Regions from separate parts of the Homo sapiens genome. Here region 1 is linked to region 2. The links are chromatin loops, found by intact Hi-C in ENCODE. Cell type or tissue: PC-3. All regions are shown on one strand. Links, peaks and the distances in the headings refer to the core of each region. The heading gives the core; the rest is flanking DNA. Region 1 overlaps LOC107986573 (a long non-coding RNA gene). Region 2 has its middle 88 kb from the start of ATXN1.

Region 1 (12,376 bases), core at 1,765-9,764, 96 kb after region 2:
ACTGTTGACCTATCTGCTGTAACCCTCAGCAGTCAACCCCATAGCTAGTGAAGTTCTGTGACATTTACTTTTTTTTCCCCAAACAGCTCATTTCAGTCTCATCAAAGCTCATATCTTATGGCCAGGACTGTATGAGTTATGACAATATGGGATCTCAAACAGGGTGGAAAGCAATGAGGATTGCAAGAATTAAGGAAAGAGTTTAATTCATCAAGGTGAGGCAGACACACTGGGAATTAGAATATGAGTGTCAAGTAAAAGTCCCTATCTCTCCTTAGCCCTCCACTCTAACCCCAGAGGCAATTTGTTTATTTGTTTCTGGTATATCTTGCCAGAAACTTTCCAACCCTACACAAAATATATGGTAGAATTTTTATAAGTGTGACACAAATGAGAGTATACTAAACATCTGTTCAGTAACTTGATATTTTTCAGTACATAGAGATATACCTGATTCTGCTTTGTGTTACATTATATAAATGTATCAACAGTTCTTAAACTATTCCCCTACTGAGGGGCATTTAACTTGTTTTCAGCTGTTTATCATTACACATAATGCTGCAGGGAACTGCTTTCTACAATAGACTTTAATCAACTATGTGAGTGTATGTGTTGGACGATTCCCCACAAATGAAATAGAAATTCATATTTATTGAAAAGAATGAAATTGGAATTATCCCAGAAAATCTTGGTTGCATAGGCAAAATAATTTAAACTATTTTATGTGGACTTTTCTGGGACTTTTAATAAAAAATTGTAAGATTTCTTAGTATTACACTTATGCAAACTGCAGTGTGTAACTGGCATGGAGATGTGAATAATTCAAAAGAGAAAACAAAACAATTTTGCCTTAAAATAGCAGAATTCTAGACGAAGTGTTGTAGATTTTCTTTCTAGGTTTTCTACACTGGAGGATGCCATCCTATTAGGATATTTGGGGGAAAATATTATTTTAATATTAAAAGAAACCTATATATATGATGGTATATAACTTGAAATTTACATACATTTTTAGATAAACAGGAGCTTTTGAAGAAATTTTATTCTTGCTATCGACTGGTCTATGACCCTGATCTCTTATACATTTATCTCTGCAATTTGTGGTATGTCTGTGTCAAGTTTTCACTGGATGAACACAGAAATTTTTCCTTCCACTCCACGTTTGTAAGAATGTGTGTCTGTGTGTGTGCACAGGCAGATTCAAAAGAACACTACAAAGGCAATTATATTGAAGTGCCAAACAGAGGGCTTGTGGAATCGGTAATGTTAACTCTTGTTAGAGTAATGTATTGCTCTGGGTTGAAGTTAATAAATGTTAAAGTCTAGGATAATACAATTAGATGTAAGCTTCTGAAGTTGTGGTTTGCTTGCCTCTGACTGATCTTAGGTCAACACAGAGACTAGACTGTAGGATTTTGAAAATATATATATATATTTTTAAAGAATTTAAAAGAAATGATGAACAAAACTTTCTGTCCATATCAAAAGGACTTTCATGATGTCTCCAAGCATTTGTTGAAACCAGAAATATAGCATTTCATAGGATATTTCCTAAAGCTTTAAATTTTTCTGTCATGCTCAAGGCCTGAGGAATTATAGCGATTTCTTTTACCTGTCCTGGTGTTATGTAAAAAGTAAGCCCTTTGCCTTGTTTGTCTTTGTTCCATGTCTCTTTTTATAAAGATGAATGATGACCTTGTGACTTTTGAACATCAGTGATGGGTTATTTCAGGACTTTTTCCCCCAATAGAGCTGCCTTCTTTTTTTTTTTTTAACCTTTTATCTATTTTGGAGTTAAGCATTGGCAGCATCACCCTAGCCGTCTTACTTTGGGAATGACTAAGAAAAAAAAATCAACTTCTTAAAAGGATTATCTTTTTCATTCTTGTTTTTCTTTTATACTTAAACCTCTTCATACTTCCCCCAGCTTTTTGTTTCTATTTGCATCGAAAATCTGTTTGACTTGGTGGCCAGTTGACATGCATTCCATTTCTGTTTCCAGAGTCATAGGCATCGTCAACATCATTTTCACAAATGGGGACACTGAGGCACCGAAAGCAATGAGGGGTTTTGCAGTGTCCTCAACGTGGTTTTTGACAGAAATGAAATCAGATGCATAGCTTTTATTTCCAACTATGCTCTTCCCCTTGTTTCATAACTGGCTCCTTCTGAAGTCTCTGGTCCTTCAAGTGATGGGTAACCAGCTGGTGACGCAGAAGTGGCTGTTGTATTCAGCCATCGACACACAGGAAGAGCTAGCTGAACGCAGAGGTGACCTTCACAGCAGCTCCCTATTCTTGGGGGAGGAGATGACCAGCCTCTTCAGTGATGCTAGCCAACCATCCAGCCTCACTCAACCAGACTCTGTTCTTCTGTTCTTTCATTACATCTAGACCTTGTAGTACTGAATTAAAGGAAGCCTGAGCCTCAGACGGAGAGTTGGGAAGACCTGGACTTTAGTCCAGTTCAATTAGCATAAGATTTGGGGCACCCTCTTAACCTCTCAGTTTTCTACTTTGTAAAATAAGAGCTTGATCTTTTATTTTTAAGTTCTCTTCCAGGCCTGTCGAGAGAATACAATGTCTGCCTATATTCTCTGATTCTTATGAGCATAGGAAATGCCAAAGAATTATGAAAAAAATAATTCTAAGAAATATCAATGTTCTTTTTGTCTTCTAATTTTTGTATCATTTGCTAATTATAGTAAAGACAATTGTTTTATCAGGTTTTTTTTTTAAAAAAATATGTAAGCAATTCATACTACACTTAATGATGGGTTGTGTTCTAATTGGATTAGAAGGAAAAAAGCTATCCTTCATTTGGTTCATTAAAAATACTTAGCAATGAGTACGTTTAAGTTACAGTGATAGACCCCATTGGTAACACAAAGATGAGTAACATACAACCTCTATCCTCAGAAAATATAGAGTATACAGGTGTATGGCCAACTCTAACAAGAAGCGTGAAACGAGTACAATGAGTTAATCTGAAAACTCAGAGAGAGAGAAATTGCTTTCAGTAGGAAGATCTGGGAAGGCTTTATGGAGAAGTTCAGCTCCTGCTACATAGCTAGTATCCAGTAAGTTTTTGTTGCAGGTTAAATGGGGCTGCACGTGAACCAGGTCATCCAGGACTAGTAGGAATTAGTCCGCTTGAGTTGAGACAGTTGGAGATGAAGGCAGAGAGAATTGTGTGGACAAAGGTGAGGCATTTTGGACATGTACAGAAAAGAGTCAATGGCTAGCCAAATCTGACAGCCCCAGGGGACCTCTCTCATTCAGCTGTGGCCATTTGGCCTCTGCTTCCAGCTTCATGACGGTCACTTGGACCCTGCATGTAGTGTGTGTGTGTGTGTGTGTTTGTGTGCACTCGTGTGTGTGTCTCAGATCTGACATTCAGGTTAAGCCTTGATTGTTAACCAGGTCTTTTCTTGTTTCTGAGCCTCACTGCAGTTCTAATCTCTAGATTTCTGTGCCATTTTCTGGACCAGAGCCCGCATTTAGTAAGCAGCCTGCACTCTAATTTCTCTCAGATATAAAAGTCCTGCCTCATTCTTGGTCTTTCATCACTTTAAAGACATCGATTCACTGTCTTCTAGCTGCTGAGGCTTCTGCTGACACATTCACAGCAGAATCATTGTTCCCCTGTATGTAATGTGTCATCTTTTTCTAGCAGCTTTCAAGATGTTTTTGTTTTAATCTTTGGTTTTCAGCAGTTTGATTATGGTGTGTCTGGTGTGGTTTTCTTTGTGTTTATTGTTTATCATCTTTGGGATTCATGGAGCCGCTTTAGTCTACAAATTTATGTCCTTCTCCAATAGTGGAAGTTTTTGATGCCAATCTGTTTTATTTTCTTTCTGAAATTCCAATGACATATATGTTAGGCCTTTTGATATTGTTCCATGGGTCGTTAAGTTTCTATTTTTACTTTATTTTTTTTCCTTTTTTTTTTTTTTTTTTTTTGAGACAGAGTCTCGCTCTGTTGCCTAGGCTGGAGTACAATGGCATGATCCTGGCTCACTGCAACCTCTACCTTCCAGGTTCAAGCGATTCTCCTGCCTCAGCCTCCTGAGTAGCTGGGATTACAGGCATGCGCCACCACGCCCAGGTAATTTTTGTATTTTTAGTAGAGACGGAGTTTCACCATGTTGGCCAGGCTGGTCTCGAACTCCTGACCTCAGGTGATCTGCCCAACTCGGCTTCCCAAAGTGTTGGGATTACAGGCATGAGCCACCATGCCCAGCCTCTCTGTTCTTTAGACTGGATAATTTTTTATTGATCTATCTTCAAGTTCATAGACTTTTCTTTCTGTCACTTCTACTCTGTTGTCGAACTTACCCAATGACTTTTAAAGTTTCAGATATTGTATTTTTCAGTTTTGCAATTTTCAATTGGTTTATTTTATAGTTTCTATTTCTCTACAGAGAATGTCTTTTTTTTTTTTTTAAGTATTTTCACCTTAGCCTCATGGATCGTAGTTAAAATAGCTGTTTTCAAATCTCTCCTTCAGAATTTCAACCCCTGGGACATCTCAGTGTGTCATATGTTGCTTCTTTTCCTTTGAGAATTTGTCACAGTTTTTCAGTTCAATGTATGTTTCTGCAATTTTGGATTGTACCTTGGACATTTTGTATATTATGTGTTGTGCTATTGTATTAAACAAATGGAAAATGTTGACTTTTTATTTGTTTGATATCAGGCAACCTGGTCAGATTCAGACTGAAAGTTCTGTTTTGCTTCCTGTGGTGGTTCTAATCTCAGGTTAGCTTTTAAAACCTTTGGTATGCTGCTTTGAGTGTGTCCCATGCACATGCCACTTAGAAATTAATCTGTGATGTGGGCTGCATTTTAATATCAGTGCAGCTCTCACAGCCTCTGCTGTGCTGGTTTGTGTCTGATCCATGCATGCACTTGTGTGGGTTCATAAACAGGATTATGGGATCCCCTTCACTAACTCTCTCCTCTCCACACTTCTGGCCCCTTTTCCCAGGTCTTTCATCCAGAATGTTGAGGCTATCATCTAAGTTTCAGCACTCAGCCCAGCTGATCCTTCCCAGCTCTGTGTCTGGGGCTGCCCTCAGGGAAAAGACATGAGAAAAGGATAAAAACGCACTTGAGAAATTCATTCTTTTGCAGGTCGCCTCTCCAAGTTTCAACCTCCTTCCCCAATCTGCCTGCCTGCTTTGGCTTAATTTTCAGGGTCCCTGGGGAGCTGGTTTCTGTATTTTGCCCAGAGTTTTTAGTTATAATCAGTGGGAGAGGTCAACTGTGGTGGACTTGCCCTGTTATGCCAGAAACAAAGTCTAAGTTCATGTAGAAAGTACATTTTCAAGGAGCTTGGAAAGGAAAAGGAAGAAGAGGGCAGGATGCGGTGTGGCTAAGGAGGCAAGGTGGAGACAAAGATGTCTTAGAAAGAGCTGGCGGTCTTGCTTGAAGGCCAGGAGCAGAGACCCAGAGGAGAAGTTAAATAATAACCATCTGCCTCAGTCAGAGAGGAAATGATGCGGGAGAGGACTCTGAAAATTAGGTCAAATCAGGCAAATTGTGGAGGGAAGTTGAAACATGGAGTAGTGACCTGCAAGGGAATGAATTTCCCAGGTGTCTTTTTTTCTTTCTTTCTTTCTTCATGGCTTTGCCCTGCAGGTGGCTTTAAGCACAGAGCTGGGAAAGTGAGTCCAAGATGCAGGCTGCTACAACTCAGATAATAACCATCTTTCTGACCTGAAGAACTAGGTAAAGGGGCACTTGGGGGCCAGAGAGTATGGAATGGAGAAACCTATGGAAGGAGATCCCATAATTTTGTTTGTGAATTCACACAGGTGCATGCATGGATCACATTGCAGACTCAAGAAGGAAGAGATGGGATTCAGGACATGGTGGGTGTGGCTTAGAGGAGAGAAGGGATACTTTCTTCTCTGAGATGGAGGGAGGGAGGGGAAAATGAGGTTAATCCCCAGAGCTTTGGGGGTGAACAGAAAGGAAGCTGAGTTGGCTGATATCTAACATCCTACTAAGATCACCCGCCAAGAGTAAGAGGGGGCTGGGTTGGGGTCCAGGACTTACGAAGCCATCTTTAGCTAATCAAATCCTTGTGAAGTTTAAATGGGCTTCAATCCAGTTGCAGTGCTAGTATCGTTTCATCTGTGACTGAGGCAGGTTATCCTATGTACCTTTTAAACCAGCACCATTCCGCCAGGAGCTAAACGTCAGTGCAGAACTCATCAGAAGAGAACTAGGTCTAAACTTGAGTAACATGTGCATTGCATTGTCCCTCCATTTCCAGAGTTGAAAATGGCTTTGGGGAAAAAAATCATACAATTATAATATGTGGACCACAGAAGAAAGAAGAAAAGTTAGCAATGTTCTGGGAATGGTGCCCAGCTCTTTTATGACTCTGAGTAGTAAAGTTACAGCTTGCCACATGCAAACTTGTTGGCAGAATGCAAACTGAAGCAATGCTCAGTCAAGGCCTCTCACTCATCTATTTCATTTGTTGCCAGCATCACCATTATTAATGAAGAGCGACTGAGCCTCTTGGCAGGTTTGAGTTAGTTCTGATGTAATTGTCCATTATCTCTCTTGTAATCACTTCCATGCAGTTCAAATTCCTCCCCTCTATTTCCTGAAATCTGACTCCCAGCACTTCAGTTCTGGGTGCACCAAAATGCCAAGTCACTTCAGATCGGATTTCTTCTGACTCTCTGAGTACTCCACTCTGTGCCTCTCCCACTTGCTGAGAAAAATCACTTAGAGACTCAATGGTGATTCCATTTCTATTAACCAAGGTGCAGTTTCAACATTTTCCTCTAGGCAAAGGTACAAATGACACATTTTTTCCACGTGTGGTTTGCGTGTGTGTGTGTGTGTGTGTGTAAGTGCTCTAAGACTGTTTTTTATTAAAACAAAGCAAGAGCTACTTCCTGTGAGAATTGATGTTTTGTTGTTCAAGGATGGGTTTTGTGTTTCTATGTTAAAATCCCTTGGCCTGGAGTCAGGATTGGTGGTGGTGGTAACTGACTGAAGATTCACCCCAGAGTGTCAGCTATAGTGATCTCAACTGAAGATGAGGATAAGGAAAAGAGAATAATTTATTAGAGGATGGAAATGACTTGGAGATCAACTACCAACCACAAACTACTGAGTTGATTAGTTTAAAATTATCGTACTGAGCGATGATCTCCTCTTGACTTTAGTGAGGATTTAATAGACGTTCGAGTCACCCAGGTAATCTTGATTTTTTTTAAAAGTGAATTCCAGTGTCGTATGATCATAGGACACTATTCTCATTCATGAGTTTTTGTTTCATAAGTAAGAATCTCATGGATGGGTTTATGAGCTCAAGAAGGAAGCTAAGCTGTAGACTCCTAGATATTTAAGGCTGAAAAAAGTAGGTTGAAATCCTCTTGTCCAACTCTTTTATTTTATAACCACAAATGGAAACACAAGAGACATTAAGCAACTTGCCAAAGGTCATACAGCTGGTTACTGATACAGCTGCAACTCAGATGCATATGTGTTTGCTCCCTGTGTATGTGCTTTCCATCCAACGTACCTTCAAGATTCACACTTGTCTTGCTGCCTTTGCTTTTTCTCTTTCAGTTGAAGGGTTGGAGGCAGTGGGACGTGGGAAGAAAGAGAATATTCACAGAGAGAAAGTCCTCTGAAAAGCAGTTGATTTCTCTGAAGGAAATGGCTCAAAGATGTTGATGCGAACTTGTTGTAAGATTTCCATTCACTGAAGAGGAAGTCCGTGATCCTCACTCCCAAGAGGGATCCAGGGATCTAGAGACTCCTAAGACCCTCCAATATTTAGCGATGATGTCAGACCAGTGATTTTCTTGAGCTCACAGCACAAACTGTTATTAATGTTTCCTGCCCATGTACCTCCTCCCACAATGTGCCAACACACACAGTTCATCATCTGATGATGATGGACATGCTGCAGATTGAAAGTTCAGATTCTGTAGGTGTCCTTAGACTTGGTTAGCGTGAGAATGTCCCCTTGAAAACAATCTCCAAATAAATGAAAAATGCTGGTGACTTCCAGGCAAGTTAGAAAATGAGTTCATTTAGGTTTTCAATGACCATCCTCTCTTCCTCAAATACATTCATTCTCATCCACATGGGCTAGTCTCATGAAGACAGAACCAGGTCAAAATAGTCTCTCAGGGGTTATTTAGGACATAACACTACACAGTGTTGTTAGAATGGTTAGAATCAGACATTTTCCAAGTTAAGGTTAGGGAAGACAGAGAGTCCAGGTGATACCAGAAATTCAGTCTCGGGGCCTGGCATGATGGAAATTAAACTGGCCTGACCCAAATCACTCATAACCACCAAACAGCTGGCATGAGTTAAAAAAAAAAAAATCCTGATTCAGGCCTCCAGGAATAATTTTTTGGAAATCTCTGAGCACTTGTTCTCATTTCCCAAATTCCTCTTCTTCCTTCTTCTGTTGAAGGAACCAGACATAGGCCATCTGGGCAAGAGATTCCAAGAAAAAAGGTAACTCAGCCCTGCTAAACAAAGACCCAAGACTCATTCATACAGAGGCAACAGCCTAGAACATGCTTCTTGTCTTTGCTGGGAATGCCCTTCTTCCCATCCATAGATATACCAGTGGCTTCTCTTAAACTTCATTTTTTAACCAAATTAGACAATCAATTTGTGGAAGGAAAAGGAGGGTTTAAAAAGGAGCCTCAAGGCCCAATCCCAGTGGGAACAAAACCACAGCTATTTGTAGAGACTGAAGAATGTGCTTTTAATCTCTTATGTCTAAGGATTTCATTCTCCAAAATAATCTCTATAGTCATCCCAGTTTAAAATTCTGTTTTTATTACCCTGTCAGGTCTGTACATTGTAGTCACTGCAGCTCCTTTTACTTGGACTTGGACACAGCTTACATCTGGCACCTCATACTCAACATGTGGTCCATGGACCACGATCAACAGAAGTTTGTAAGAAATGTGAATCTCAGGCCCTGCCCCAGATCTACTGAATTAGGATCTGCATTTTAGCAAGATGCCCCAGGTGACTGGTGTAGGAATTTGAGTTTTACAAGTGCCACTCAACTGGACTCTCAGAAAACCAGCTATGAACCTGAAAATTTTCATCAATCTTATTGTGTTTTGCGGTCTACATAAGTTAAAAAAAAAACTAAAAAAATCTGCTTGTTGTTTCTGATATGCACACATATAACAAACTAACAATGTGTATATGTATAAATATGTGTGTATATATATAAAATATATAAATATAATTCCATTTTTGTATGAAGATCCATCCTCTCAGTAAGGAGCTAAATATGATTAGCTCTGTAATAAATTTCTCATATCTTCCAGTAACTAATCTGGACCACACCCACATAGCACCCATGCCAGTCACTGGTTAAATGGTGATAAGCAAAACATCCACATTTTCTGCCTTCCTGGAATTTACAGTAAGTCCACTAAGAAGTTTTCGCAATATCTGGAAAATAGAGACCATATATTTTACATCGTTATGTCTTCCAAAGGGTCTAGAGCTAGAATGGTGCAGTAAATGTTCAATAAACTTTTCTCAAGTTAAAATGATAATAACAGAATGCCTGGAAATTACCTGACTAATATTTTGCAATTGTTCAAGCTGTTCGGATGACACCCATCAGGAAGCTGAGAAAAATGTGGTTAGCTTTTAATTTATTCTGTTTCTTCTCACATTATTAAAGTCTAAACAATTTGTTAGGTTTTGTTTGTAACAAGTAACTTTCTAAATGCAATGTATCCATGTTTTCAATACACGTAAATAATAGTTGGCTATATATGTTGCCTAAGCCTGTGTCTACATGGCAGGAGAAAATAAAGCAAGATGTTCAGCTGGAACTTGTTCTTTTTTTTTTTCCATATTGGTTTCTGCTTTTGTTTCAAGATGTGTGTGTCTGAGAGATTTCCAGACCACAGCTTTTGATTGAGTGACAGTGAGTCAGGTTCCCACCTGTTTTATCTGTAATACTTTCTTTGCAAGTTAAATAGAATGATGGAAAGATTATTTGGCTCCAATACAGAGTGATTTGAAAACAACAGAAAAAAAAATTAGCTGGAAAATAGAAGCATAGGAAAAAATCACAGAGCTGGAAGAAACCTTAGATAAAGTCTAATCATGTTGGAAGAAGAGTAGGGTGAATGGGGACAGTCCCTCCCCCTCACTTTATAGATGAAGGAAAGGAGGTTCAGAAAGGAGAAATGACTTGCCTAAGGTCAATCAAGTTTTAGGGAAACAAATAGAAGTGATTTTTGAAAGATGTCTTCAGTTTTATATAAAAAATTCTCTAATGAATGTACTAGTGGGCTTTTATTTTTATAACCCAGATATATGGAAAAACTTACAAGGTAGGTGATATTTCCCTATGATATTCCAAGCTTTTGTTTCTATTTCCAGTTTTACTCTGATGCCTTTTCTCCAACTCCACCTTGTTGATTTTCTTATTATATTTGAAATGAGTTTCTTGCAGACATCATATAGTTGGGTCACAGTTTTTGTTTTTTAAGCTAACAATCTCTGTCTTCTAATTGGCATGTTTAGACCATTTGCATTTAAGATAACTATTGATGTACTTGGAATTAGGTCCACATTTTATTATTTGTTTTCTGTTTTATTCCTCTGTTTTCCTCCTTCTGCTTCCCCTTCTCTGCCTTCTTCGGGATTATTTAAACGTGTTTTAGCACTCCATTGTGATTTTTTTTTTGTATGTTTGGCTATATCTCTTTGTATAGTTTTTTTGGTGATTGTTCTAGAGAATGCAATAAACATACATAGATTTTTTTACAGTTGACTAGAGATCAATATTTTATCACTTTAGGTGGAATGGAGAAATCTTATCACTATTAAGAATCCTTTGCCAGCCCAGCCAGGGTGGGATCATGCCTGTAGTCCCAGCACTTTGGGAGGCTGAGGCGAGTGGATCACTTGAGGTCAGAAGTTCAAGACCAGCCTGGCTAACATGGTGAAACCCTGTCTCTACTAAAAATATAAAAATTAGCTGAGCATGGTGGCAGACACCTGTAATCCCAGCCACTTGGGAGGCTGAGGCAGGAGAATTGCTTGCACCTGGGAGGCAGAGGTTACAGTGAGCTGAGATCATGCCACTTCTCTCCACCCTGGGTGACAGAGTAAGACTCTGTCTTGAAAAAAAAAAAAAAAAAAAAGATCCTTTACCCTCTCCCATTAATGTTGTAGCTATCTAAAGCATTGTATGTATATATTTTGAAAACCTAATCCAATATGTTATAATTTTTTATTTCAATCATCCAATATATTTTAAAAAACTAAAGAGAAAAGTAGTCTACTATGTCTGCCTGCATATCTAACATTTCTGTACTTATTTCATCATTCCTGATATTCTAAATTTCCTTCTAGTATCACTTACCTTCTGTCTGTTTAGAAGAAATGTTTAGAAGTTCTTCTCAAGGAGGTCTGCTGGTTAAGAATTCTCTTAGTTTTCCTTCTTCTGAGAATATCTTTATTTCTCCTTCATTTGTCATGCATATTTTCCTGAATATAGAGTTGTGGGTTAATATTCCTTTGCTTTCAGCACTTAAAAAATGTCATGCCACTTCTTTCTGGCTTCATAGTTTTTCATGAGAAATTTATAGTGACTTTTAAAACGTCACACCACTTTGTTCTGTCTTCATGGCTTCTTATGACAGATCTACAGTCAGCTGAAACATTGCTCCCCATAAGTCATGTGCTATTTTTTTCTTTGGCTGTTTTTAATACTTTGTCTTTAGTTTTCAGCAGTTTCATTATTATGTATCTGGGCTTGGGTTTTTTGTGGGTGGGGGAGTTGTTTATTTGTTTGTCTTTTTCTGTTTGGAGTTTCCTTAGCTTCTGGAATATGCAAGTTTATGTCTTTCACAAAACTTAAACTTTTCAGCCATTTATTTTCTAACGTTTTTTGGAAAATGCACTTCATTTTCTCTTCTCTTTCCGAGACTCCACTGATATAAATATTACACATTTTGTGATTATCACACAGGTCCCTGAGACTCTATTCATGTTTTTTTGTTTGTTTGTTTGTTTGTTTTTTTCAGTATTCTTTTCTCTCAGTTGCTCAGGTTGGATAATTTCTATTGATCTATCTTCAGTCTACTAACTCTTGCCTTTGACATTTCTATTATATTGAGCTCATCTAATGAGTTGTTATTCTACTTTTTGGCTCTAACATTTTTATGTCATTCTTTATAATTTCAATTTTTATGAGACTTTCTATCTTTCCACTCATTTCAAAAATATTTACTCTTACTTCTTGGAGCGTGTTTATAATAGCTGTTGTAAAGTCTTTGTCAGATAATTTCAACATCTATATCATCTCAGCATTGGCATTTGTTAACTGCCTTTTC
Region 2 (12,376 bases), core at 3,040-11,039:
AAAAAATGTTTATCTCCGCTACATGCAAGGTGTATTACTTTTAAAAAGTAGGTCACAACTTCAGCTAGAGCATTCCATGTTAGCAGTCATATTTAGGGTGAAAATGTCATTTGACTATCAGCTAAGGGCACTGCTATTTTCATAAATATACTGAGAGGTACGTATTTAAAAGGAAGTGGCCAAAGGCACCTTACTCAGTGTTTTAATGTTCTGCTTTCAGAATTGTTAGTGCATGAGATCCATAAGTTAGTGTATGAGATCCGTAAGTAATTATATGTTTCCATATATATGGAAATATATAAGTGATGGGACTCTCTTTTTTCCTCATTTGTTTGTTCATTCAATCATTCAGTCCTTTCTTTCTCTCTCTCTGTCTCATTTTTTTTGAGACAGAGTTTTGCTTTTTGTTGCCCAGGCTGGAGTGCAATGGCGTGATCTTGGCTCACCGCAACCTCCACCTCCCGGGTTCAAGTGATTCTCCTGCCTCAGCCTTCCGAGTAGCTGGGATTACAGGCATGCGCCACCACGCCTGGCTAATTTTGTATTTTTAATGGAGACGGGGTTTCTCCATGTTGGTCAGGCTGGTCTCGAACTCCTGACCTCAGGTGATCCGCCTGCCTCAGCCTCCCAAAGTGCTAGGATTACAGGCATGAGCCACCGTGCCCGGCCTCATTCAGTCCTTTCTACAGCTATGTATTGAAAGCCAGTTCTGTGCCTGAAACATGATTCAGCCAATGCCCTCCAAAGCTTATAGTCTAGTGCAGGAACAGAAAGTTAAAAAGCCTTTAGAGTACAGTGTCATGTAGTACTGGATCTCTGTTCCTCTTCTTCCTTTGAGTCTGCTACACCCTGTCCTTTCCCATCCCCTACATCCATATTTCCAGAAAGAGCCTGGGGGCTAGGGCCAAGATGACTCAGGGGTTCTGTGGGGCCCAACAGAGGCTGGGACCCAGGGAGCACCCGCTGGAGCAGGCTCACTGCTGCGGCTCTGCCTGGAACATTTGTGGAGCCTGGGGCCAGAGTACAAATTGAGGCCACTTACCATCTGTCGAAATATATAAAAATTGTAAATCAAGTTAATAAGCTGTGAACTGAAATATAGCTTCAGATGGACAAAATTGAAAAAACGTGTAAAGCTATGGTTTTTATATGATGGAAAGTTGGAAGACTATCAAGCAGTGGGATTTAATTATTGTCATATATGGGTGTTCTGTTGATGGCAGGTTTGCGTAAGTGAAAAAGGATACGTACTCTCCTGGGAAAAACAGTGATTGTCTCTGGGGATTGGGACCGATGCATGAAGAGGGGTCTTTTACTTCTTGATTTAGGTAACTTCTAAAAAACAATGAGATTATGGAAATTTTTTTTCCTCTGTTTTCTCTGTTTTTCAAATTTTCTAAAATAATCATGAATTGCTTAGGTATTTTGAAAGAAAAATAAAACTAAAAAGAAAGAAAAGTTAAGACTAGAAAATCATTCTAGGATTAGAAAGTGTCCCATTAAGTTGAATTTCCAGAAAAAGATTGTATTTAAATTTTTAGACCTATCTGATTATATCCCACAAAGTTAAGAAATTGATTAAAGTTAACCCCAGAAGCACTAAACAATTTTCTTCCAGAGGTCATGGAGGAACTGGAAAAATGCCCAACCATCAAAAAATGGGCAAATAGAGAAACTATATTTTAAAAAGAGAATGGGTACAACCAAGGAACTTATTGCCTGATATTTCCAGGCATAGTATTTTTACAAATAATCAAATATCTATTTTTCAATGAGCTTAGACATTTTAGAATTTGGATAATTTCTATAATAAGATATTTCATTTACTTAGCGATTTCAGCTTTTCAAAGTGTTTCCTGTCAGTTGTCTCATTTTATCCTTACAAGGACTCAGTGAGAGAAGGAAGATGTCATCCCCATTTTCCAGGTAAAGAAAGTGAGGCTTAAAGAATTGAGATTGGGCCCAGGTCCTACGATTGGCCCCCTGTTGAATAAGGACCAGAGCATCGGTCTCTTGGATCTCAGTCCAGTTCCTTCGCCACGGTGCTATTAATAAGTGTACACAATGAATTTTCTAGAATGTGCATGTATTTCTAAAAAGTTTTGTAAATGTCTCTACTTTTTTTTAAAAATTTGTTTTTTATGAAACTCACTTGAAAAAGGCAGCCAAAATTTCTCTATGAGCCACTAAAGAATATTCAGCACCCGTTTTAAGAGATGCCTGACTCCCCTATAAGTAATTCCACAAATGAAGATCTTTATAGAAAGTGCTAATTAGTGCTAAGTACCTTTAGAGATGCCTTCCAGGCTAATGTCCAAGGATGTACCAGGTGGGGGAGGAAGTTATAATAACCTTTCCCTCAGGGACTCAGCTGATTTTCTGTGGTGAGGAGAGACTATAAGATTATTTTACTTAGTGCTTATGATATGCATATGTTAATATTATTATAAGACCGGCAGTATCTCAGTTACTTAATCAGTTTTTTCCATTACTATTATCTTGTAATAGTCAGCATTTTACCCATTCTCTTAAAAAATACACTTTGGGAAGGTAATTTGATTTTTGTGAATTAATTTTTTAATTAATTAGAGTTTAAAATGTTTCTAATTTAACTTATAGTTTATTCATTATGGTTTTAGTGCAATACATACAGAGAAGCCAAACAATCTTCCATCCCCACATCACACATACCTAGGTCAACAGCCATAAATAACTGAGGCTGTCATCCAGGTGGGCGGATCACGAGGTCAGGAGATTGAGACCATTCTGGCTAACATGGCGAAACCCCGTCTCTACTAAAAATACAAAAAATTAGCTGGGCGTGGTGGCAGGTGCCTGTAGTTCCAGATACTAGGGAGGCTGAGGCAGGAGACTGGTGTGAACCTGGGAGGCAGAGCTTGCAGTGAGCCGAAATCACACCACTGCACTCCAACCTGGGCAACAGAGCCAGACTCCATCTCCAAAAAAAAAAAAAATCACTGGGGAAAAAATGCCAAGATAAAACTGAAAATCTCAGGTCGATTTATTTTATTTAATGCAAAATCTGAAAAAAAAAAAATCTAGAACTTCATGTAAAAGGCTATTGCTCAATTAAAACAGAGCAAAACAAGGGGTGTTTTCTGAAGGGTGCTCCCTGATGGAGGTATTTTGGGATGTGTATGGCTCCCTGTCTTGCCTAAGTCTGAAAGTGAACAGCATTTTCACTGTAATGATGTAATCATTGCCGTTGACAGATTGGAGATAAAAAAATTTAAAACATGGACATCGGACCATTTTTTCCCTAGGGCAGAAGTCTACAGTTCTGTAGATAAATACATTTTCTCCATATGCATGCATTTTATTCATGTCCTTAGCATGATTGTGTTGACACACTAATATTAGGTTGGTGCAAAAGTTATTGCAGTTGTTGCAATTAAGAGTAGTGGCAAAAACTACAATTATGTTTGCATCAAGCTAATATAATTAATCTGGCCTATTGGAGAAATAAGCAGATTGCTCACATTCTTAGAAAAAGAGCACCTGCTTTCATTCACTGATTTTGTGACAGCTTTGACGACAATAGCAAAATAATTATAGTAAGAAGCCACTAGCAGGCCTTAGCATTTGCATCGTAGGGTCATAATTGGACTAAAACTGTTAAGAAGCATGAGAAGGTCAGCTTTCCACTGCCTTTAGCATTTGTGTAACACTGGGGAAGTATTAATGCATCTGTTATTTTAGCTGGGCACCAGCCATTCAGAAAGCTAAAAGCAGCCATATCTAAGCCTTTTTAAGTTTTCTTAGCCATTGACTCATGCCTTATCCCCTCAGTTGATGGCAACCTGACTTTAGCCAAGCAAACAATATGCTAACAGCACAAACAAAATTGGTCCCTCTCCTTTTTAGAGCTGAGGAATATACTTAACAAAACCTGTGTATTTCCATGCACATAAGTCCCTAAGCACTACATTTCAGTGGTTTACACATCTAATAACGTCAGGAGCTACTCTTCTACCCAGGCTGTAAACCTAACCAGAGCTATTTTGGCATAACAGATACAGTTTGCAGGGAGATTTAAATATGATTGTGGCTCATAACTGTCAACAAATAACACAAAGCCTTATACCCTTCATCAGAAAATCTGAATTTCAGGTGTAAAAGTTTATCGAGGAGCTGCTCCATCTGCCAGGATTGCCTTGCAAAATATGGACAGACATCTAGTTTCTTTGTCCCTGTGTTTTGGAATTTCCAGGAAGCTGGCTTTCCACATTTAATTGGGAAATGAGAAGGGCGTTGGCGGCAGCATTGCCTGATGGGAAGCATCATGGTAGCTTGGTGGGAGGGGCTTTGTTCTCCTTCCAAACCATCCCAAATGAATGAATAAGCAGCGTGCTTGCTATGCCAGTGCAGCATGGAAGTCTCCTACCCACCTTCAGCAGGTTGCCTTTCATTAGCTCCCCGCTACAAAGACATTTTGTGGTGAAAGTAAAGGCTGACTTGGTGAAGTTATTGGCAAATGTCCTGAACCTCGACCTCCACCTAGAATTTCCCACTCACATACAGTAATAGAACAAGCCGGAATGAGTACTGAGCTATGTATTTGCATGAGGCTAAGTCTAATTTTAAATTGTGAATCCATTTGAGCTGTGCAGCTCACTTGAGGAAGGATGGAGGATTGAGCAATGCATATGTAGAGACTCACTAAAATTTGTTATGTAAATGAATCACCCATACGTACAAGCACTGTGCAACTGTGGTGAACTCGGCACTCACCATCCCTATCCTCAAGGGTCTCTTGGGCTAGCGAGGGACAAGAACAATGGCAATTCCAAAGCATTCTTTGACAGAAAAACAACAACAACAATAACAACAAAACTAACACACGATGCTATAGTATCAGGCCAGAGGGACAGCCAACTCAGGTGTGCAGAAACTGGGAAGATTTCAAGGGAGAAGTTGCATGGAAGTCAGATCCTGAAGGATGTGTAGACATTAGTTATGGGTAGAGAGGAGGGAGGAATACTCTAGGCAGATGAAAGCCCATGCTTAGCGATCTGTTTTGAGGTAAGAAAGGTGAGCAAGACATGGTCACAAAGGGCCTTGCAAAGTCGTGTTTTGAAATTTGGGCTTTATCCTATGAGCAGTGCTTAACCCATTGAAGGGTTTAAGCAGATCAGTGATATGATCAGAATCAGATCTGGGTTTTTTAAAAAAATCATTCTTTGTTTGAAGCTTATTTCATCAGGATCCTCTCTACCTAACATTTTGCAAATGATGATGACTATACCTGAGTGCATTATTGTCTTTTTTACAATATGGGAGTATAACATTAGCATTATTATATAAATGCATGCCACCTTATTTTAAATGACCATGATGCCGATAAAATAATAAAAATAACCACAATAAAATTTGTTGAGTGTTTACTGAATGCCAGGAACTGTGCTAAGCTTCTTATAAATTTTCAAATCTAACCCCTTTGAAATAAATCATGTTACTGCCCACTTTGTAGATAAGGGAATAGTAGATAAGAAGCTGTAAGTAACTTGCTTAGGTCATATGGGAAACATGGATCAAAATTGCAGCGCTGGTGGTCAGACAGCAGAGACTACGCTGCTCCCCACTCTCTAGACTACAGTTCCGCTCCCTCCTCTCCACCCCCTCCAAAAGAAAAAGGTGAATGATCACATCAAAAATAGTCCATGAAATTAGCTGGGAAGTAATTTTCACCAGAATGATTGATCCAAATATGCTGGGTGGACATCATGACCCCGTTGGTATGTGTGTAGAAACTGGGTACCAGCTTAGTCCCTTGCTGAAAGGCTGTTTGTCATACTCTGGTGCAATGGTTTAAGGAACTTCAAATTTAACTAATTAGCAAGAAATAACGATAATAAAAACACTCAGACTTAGGGACATTGGAATCTCTTCATCTTAATGAAAAGAATCTTGTGGAAAAGGAACAAAAACTATTAAGAAGAGTGACAAGATTAGCCTGTATTGAGGATGAAAAAGTGTGAATCACAGGTTAAAATAACAAGTTTCCTAATACCATTGGATTGTGGATAGGATCTGGGCAATTTGGCCTGTGGTGATCTCACCTATGTAACGATATTACAAGCATAAAGAAGATGTCATCCTCACTAAGCAACTCAAGTTGCTTCTCCAGGATGTACTTCCTTCCTTAATTATGTTTTACTAGTGCACGCCCCTATTTGGGCAATCACATGTCACCTCTTAATCTCATCGGTGATGCTTGCGTTAGAGGAAGATAACAATTGCACTCTCATTAATTGCCTGCTTATCTGGGCTGACATTTCCAAACCCACACAGGGAGCCCATAACTTTCTGTTCAAGAATATTTTAGTCCAACTAAATGAGCATTTCACTGTTGACATACTAAATAAAAGGGTTGACTCACTCGTTACCCTGGAACCAAGGCTGTATTCTTAGAGGGTGTCACCTTACAGAGCCCTGGTGTCCTTAAAAAGAATCTGCCTGTTCCTGAACTCTCATGAAATTCTATATTCCAGCCTTCCGAATCCCAGAAGCCGGCTAACTGGTAAAAATTGAGAATGAGATGCTGGCGTGTGGAGAATACTAGGCATGATAGGCTAAAGAAAGGAAAGCCCTTCTTCGGCAATCGCTGGATTTAACGTCTTATTCAGGGACCAGACTTGAGCTGGAAGGAGGGGAAGATAAAGTTTGGTTTTCCTGTGACTGACTGGCTGTGCCCACAGAAACAGAGGCCTCCTCCCGCAGCCCCAGCAGTTGCGGTCAGGGAACCTCGTGCTGTGTTAGTGGCTGTGCTACTCTTTGTACAACAGCCCTGTCTCTCCAGCTCTGGCTGGAGCACAGGCCGCAAATAAATTGCTAACATTTAAGTGCATCTGTTGCAAAGAGAGAAGCACAGAGGACACTGGGGAAATTTCGAACCAAATTTCAGGACTGAGCTCATAAAAGCATGCACCATCTGTGGAATTTTGTTCATATGCATCACTATAATGGGAGGGGGGCAATAGAGAAGGGAAAAAAGAGACAGATAAAGGATTGAGTGGTAACTGGATTTCAAACTGAAGTGTCTCTTCTCAGGTCGGTTCTCAGGTGGCATTTGGGCCAGGCAGGATCCTATCTTTCCTTACACTGAAGGGTCTGGCCGTGGGGATCTAATTGCATGAATCAGCAACCACAAATTCCTTCTGCCCCTGTGTCTAAACACAATTTCCCCCTGCCCTCCACCCTCCATCTGCCCCCCACCCTCCATAATTTACTGATCCTGTACAAAGATTTAAGTAAGACTTTCCATCTTTCTTCCTGCTGCTTTGCTACTGCCCCAGGCTGAGCTGAGTCTAACTCTTTTCCTCCCATCATCCGTGTGGCAAAAAAAAAAAAAAAAAAAAACTAAACGCAAAAACAAAACAAAAACAAAACCCTGATCATTTTCTGATAAGCACTTTACATTTCTATAGCGCAGGAAAAGGGAAGTTCCTTCAGAATCCCTTTATAGATGATCGCTCTCATTGTCTAACAAGCTTTTCATTGTTTGTAATTTTCATTTCCCTCCACAGTTCAGGGCACTTTGGAAAAAAACTCTATTCAGCACTTTTCCACTCATAATTCACGAGAAAAGAGTCATGCAGTATAATAAGGATAATTAGCTCTGACTGAAAATAATAAGCTTGGCACCAGAGAGCCCCCCCATGCACACAGTATCCATTTATCGTTTTGTGTACCCTCTGTCAAGGCTAATCACTACTCCTGTAATTACTAACCTGTTGAAAGGACAAAGGAAAATGCAATGCTGTACTTAAATAAATAACACTGCTTCTTCCCATATCATCTCAATAAAACTCTTTTAGAACAGACTCTTTCCTTACAATTTTAGAGTTTAAAACTGCTGTTGTTTGTCCTCAAAAATATGATTTGCTATTGTAAGAATGATTTTCACTGTGTATGCATGGAAGAGGGGTTGCATTGCTTTAATTTAGATTCTTGTAAGATAAAGATAGCTGGGAGTGATGATCTCATGTTTAATAAGGCTCAACATTTATGTCGCGTGCTTCCTTTTCATTAATTTGTTAACCTTGGCGCAGTGTGGGAACAAGCACCATGTGAATGACCATATGCTTCCCCTGTTATTGTATCTTAATCCAGACCAGCAGACACTTGTAGTTTCCCTCCTAGGAGAGATGCTGCTGGTCATGCCAAACCTAAGTGGAGAAAGATGTAGACTAATAAAGTCCTCTCTCTTTTCTAGGAGTGATGCACCCTGGGAAGGATTAAAACACAGGTTCCGATTGTCATCCTTTTCATTCCTCATTTATCTGCCTGTCCCGCCTGATCCTACTAATGATTTTTTCTCTTCTGTACACGCTCTGAACCTTGTCTGCTAGGAAACAATTCATGTTCTTTTGGACTATGCATAAAGAGGGTTGTGGATGTTGGTGTTTCAAGATAGTGAAGTCTGTTGTCTCAGCCCACCCTCTCTCTAAACAGAATTCTCAGTCCTCAGAAATAACCTTCTTTCAGGTTTACACAGAAAGAAGTATCCACATCAGACACACAAAGTTAGCTTGCATTCATTTCTGGGATCCAAATGGTTCATCTCTTATCAAAAGACGAAAATGAGAAATGTTGTTAAAGAGATTGCTGAGTCATTGTTATGAATCTGTAAAGAGTTACAGAGAACAAGGAAGGTTCAAAAACTGGGGTGTCATTCTGATTTCCAGAAAGGAAGTGAAAGTGAATTCTGGCCAAGATGCTAGAATGGATTATTTAAGAGAAGCAGCAATGATCACTAGGAGCTAGCACTGGTTCACTAAGAACAAATCATGTCAAACACAACTCATTTCTTTCATCGACAATATAACCAGGCTTATAGATAAGGAAATAAGCTAGATTTTTGACCTTTGTTTTCCGTCTATATTTGAAGCTTCATTAAGAATCTCACAAAATCATAATATTCTTGTGGAGGAACTGGCAGATTATTAGTGGAATATTAGTAATAACCATTATTATTAGTTATTACCCTCAAGCCAGAAAAACTGGAGGTGTTCAGGGAGAAGAAAACAGGGCAATAAGGAATTAGATACTATATCCATGAGAAACAACAGGGAAAAAGAGACTTTTTAGGGGGGACAGAAAAGAAAAAGTGTCCTGGGTGATTGGACTTCCGTATGGAACTGTGAGTAGCACTTGGACCACAATGGCAAAAAGTGACAGGGACCTGGATTCCAGCTCAACCATCAGAGCTATCCAAAGATGGAATGAGTTGCCTCTGAAGGTTCAGTGAGTGCTCCATTACTGTAAAATCACAAAGGGCTACTTTACAACAGAGTAGAATTTCATAGTTTACAAAATCTTCACGTAACTCCTTGTCTTAAATCTTTTCCAGGCAAGCTGAAACCTGAGGCTCTATCTGAAGCTCAATGAGTTTTAGGAGAACTGGTCTAGTCTAGGGCTCCTGGATACGGATCAAAAAAGGAACTGAACATTGCATTTTGGATGAAGGCCGTCTTGGGAAGTTCCAAAGTAATCTGAAAAAGATCTTATTGGAAACGGAGATAGAGGAACAGCAAGGACCTCGCCAGAAACAATGTTAGTCGCTAATGCTGAGTGATGCTACTGCTCATGGGATGGAGGAGTGGCCACTGTCTACTGCAACCTTTGGAGAGAGGGAGGCAGCCTTCTGAAAGTCTACACTAGACTTCCCTTGTCAACAGCAGGCAGAGAGCTCTTTAAGACACTGAGCCAGTTCCAAAATTATCACATTTTATCCTCATAACTACCCCTCTGGGTGAATAGGAAAAGCACTTGTGTCTCCATTTTTCAGAAGAAGAACCTGGAACCCAGAGAGTTGGTGTAAAATTTTCCAAGCCACACAGCAAACATAAGGCAGAGCCATACGTACAACAGCGTAGGTCTTCTGCCTCACTGCAGGCTTCATCGCACCAAGGTCAATATGAGAACATAGGGAGCAGATAGATACGTTAACACAGACAAATGGATCTTGCCACCCTGGCATGCTCTGTATTCTTTTCCTCCTGCCCTGATTTCTATAATTTGTTTGACTGCAGAAAACTGCAACATCTTCTGGGTCTCCCCATTGATCTACTTGTACCTATCTGATATATTTTTGAGGTAGAGTTCATAATGCTACCAATTCTTTTTATTTGAATCTGTCTCAAAATCATAGTGTATAGACGTTCATTTGCTCCTGCTTATAATTACAGACTAAAAGATATTATTCAAGCCTCTAAGGAGTTGGACGTTTGCAGCCACTCAGACAATTTATAACTGTCAGTCTAAAGTAAGATGGTGAGTTCTTCATTAGTCTGGAGTCAGATCCCAAAGTGGAGGGTGGGCCCAAGTGGTTAGGACTATTTTAGCTTACCAAGATACCTGGGCATTATTGTAATTATTTTGGGAGGAAAACATCCCTTTACTATATTTATGTCTTTAAAAGAAAACAGTTTTGGCTGGGCATGGTGGCTCATGCCTGTAATCCCAGCACTTTGAAAGACCGAGGCAGGAGGATCACCTGAAGTCGGGAGTTTGAGACCAGCCTGACCAACATGGGGAAACCTCGTCTCTACTAAAAATACAAAATTAGCCGGGTGTGGGGGCAGATGCCTGTAATCCCAGCTATTTGGGAGGTTGAGGCAGGAGAATCACTTGAACCCGGGAGGCGGAGGTTGCAGTGAGCCAAGATCACGCCATTGCACTCCAGCCTAGGCAACAAGAGTGAAGTTCCATCTCAAAAAAAAAAAAAAAAAAAGAATTTGCTGAATCATTTATTGGGTTTAACCAAATATTATTATTTAAAAAAACACTACTTATATTTTTTTAAATGATTTTTTGAGCTGGTCAATGCATAGCCACATACAATAGATTAATATAAAGGCATGAATATGTAAAGAGGACAAACTAATCACTCCCAGGCATAAGTCATTTCAAAGAATCATAGTTGCTAGTTGTGATAATGAGAAGAGTGTCTTTGACTTGAAAACGCTTATAAGTAGGATGCCGTGCTCTTTATGAGTTTTGAGTTTCCCAAAGACCTTTGAGGCTCATGTTGAGTTAGGAGAATGAGGAAGGAATTTTTCTGGACAGAGCTTCCTTCTCACTTTAGTTGAGTATTATTATGAGCTGTCGGAGGGGTAAATAACCTTATAAGGATAAATCTAAATCTGAATTCCTGGGACTTTTGCTGCAATTATTTTATGGTGGCATTAGGAATGCTCAGGAGGCTCTTGTCTAATCTGCCACCTATGAAATAACATTGGTAATCATGTAGTAAAGAAGGGAATTCTGAAAACCTCGTGGAACAAAGAAAATGGTAGTGTTTAGTCTAAACCAGAGCAGCAAGTTGAACTTCCTTTGTTTGTCTTCTTCATTCTGTCTCACAATCTCTTCTTTCCCTCCCATCAATCCTCACTCGACAGTTAGGTTCCAGGTCATTTTCCAATTCACTCAAATAGATGCCTCTGATGACCCCGTATCACACTGTCTAGCTGCTCAAATCTCTGAGAATATCTTCTTGTTACTATAAACTACAGATTGTGGGAGATATAAAAATTAGTTAGGCACAGTTCTCATCTATTTAGGAAGACTATCCCTGTGTAAAAATAGAGCCAATGAGACAATCAGACAGTGCAATGCCAGACAATGGTAAATGCCTGGCACTTAGTACACACAATAGGAGCTACATAACTTCAGAAAGCAAGTCCCTTTGGATTCAGGCAATCAGGGAAGGTTTCTCAAATGTGAGAAGTGAGATGAACAATCCCTGGTGCCCATAGTTCTTATGAAACTATACCTGAGTGGCTTCCATATAAGTCTTATTCAAATGTGGCTGTTTAGTTGCAAAATGACTCAACCCAACTGCCACATGCATAGTTTATTTGTGGCTACTCAACATTCTTTGTTATTTCTCTGTGCCCAAGCACACTTAAATGGACTTGTTTTTATAGTGTTGTGCTATAATTGTAGTTGGATTCAAGATTGGACGCCAGATATAGGTGAGGCAAGGCAAGGTTAACGTGGAAGCAGTTTATCTGAAAACAGTTGAGCTGTCAGGAGCACTGCAAAGTCAGAAATCAAGACAAGGGCAAGAGGATAAAACTCAGCAAATAAACTGGAACTGGCTCAAAGTATCAGCACTCACATAGACATGGGCATATGGATATTTCAAAACTGAAGGTACCTTCCACAGATTGTCTTATGGACTTTATGCTAGAATAGAATCAAGGGAAGAACTGGATGGGTAAGGCTCTGTAATAGGGAGTAAGTTAACCACCTAGAAGAGGAAGTAATTAGGTTGTGGTATAGTAAAATATATGGGGCAAAACACAGACTAATCTTTACACTCAAAATTCTTTTTGGGGTATCAAATAGT

The links. A loop is a pair of places that touch in the nucleus more often than their neighbours do. Peaks named below come from ENCODE experiments on the same cell type or tissue, not always from the same donor. Only the 100,000 strongest peaks of a DNase experiment are listed, where the experiment ranks them.
Region 1: it touches region 2 in a loop (2.7-fold over the local background); 8 of 110 quality-filtered maps call a loop at or near these places.

The regions. Positions count from the first base shown.
Region 1 is chr6:16,941,115-16,953,490 of GRCh38, forward strand. LOC107986573 (a long non-coding RNA gene) reads right to left here. Exons shown (of 4, transcript XR_001744006.2): 3 at 11,404-12,376; 4 at 7,401-8,478. Among named protein-coding and RNA genes, the nearest start is that of STMND1, 150 kb to the right of the region's middle. In PC-3, for the core only: no CTCF peak of the experiment used is centred there; a DNase peak (open chromatin) is centred at 6,547; H3K4me3 peaks cover 463 bases; H3K27ac peaks cover 1,978 bases.
Region 2 is chr6:16,843,341-16,855,716 of GRCh38, forward strand. No RefSeq gene overlaps it. Among named protein-coding and RNA genes, the nearest start is that of ATXN1, 88 kb to the left of the region's middle. In PC-3, for the core only: no CTCF peak of the experiment used is centred there; DNase peaks (open chromatin) are centred at 6,111 and 6,431; H3K4me3 peaks cover 1,743 bases; H3K27ac peaks cover 2,522 bases.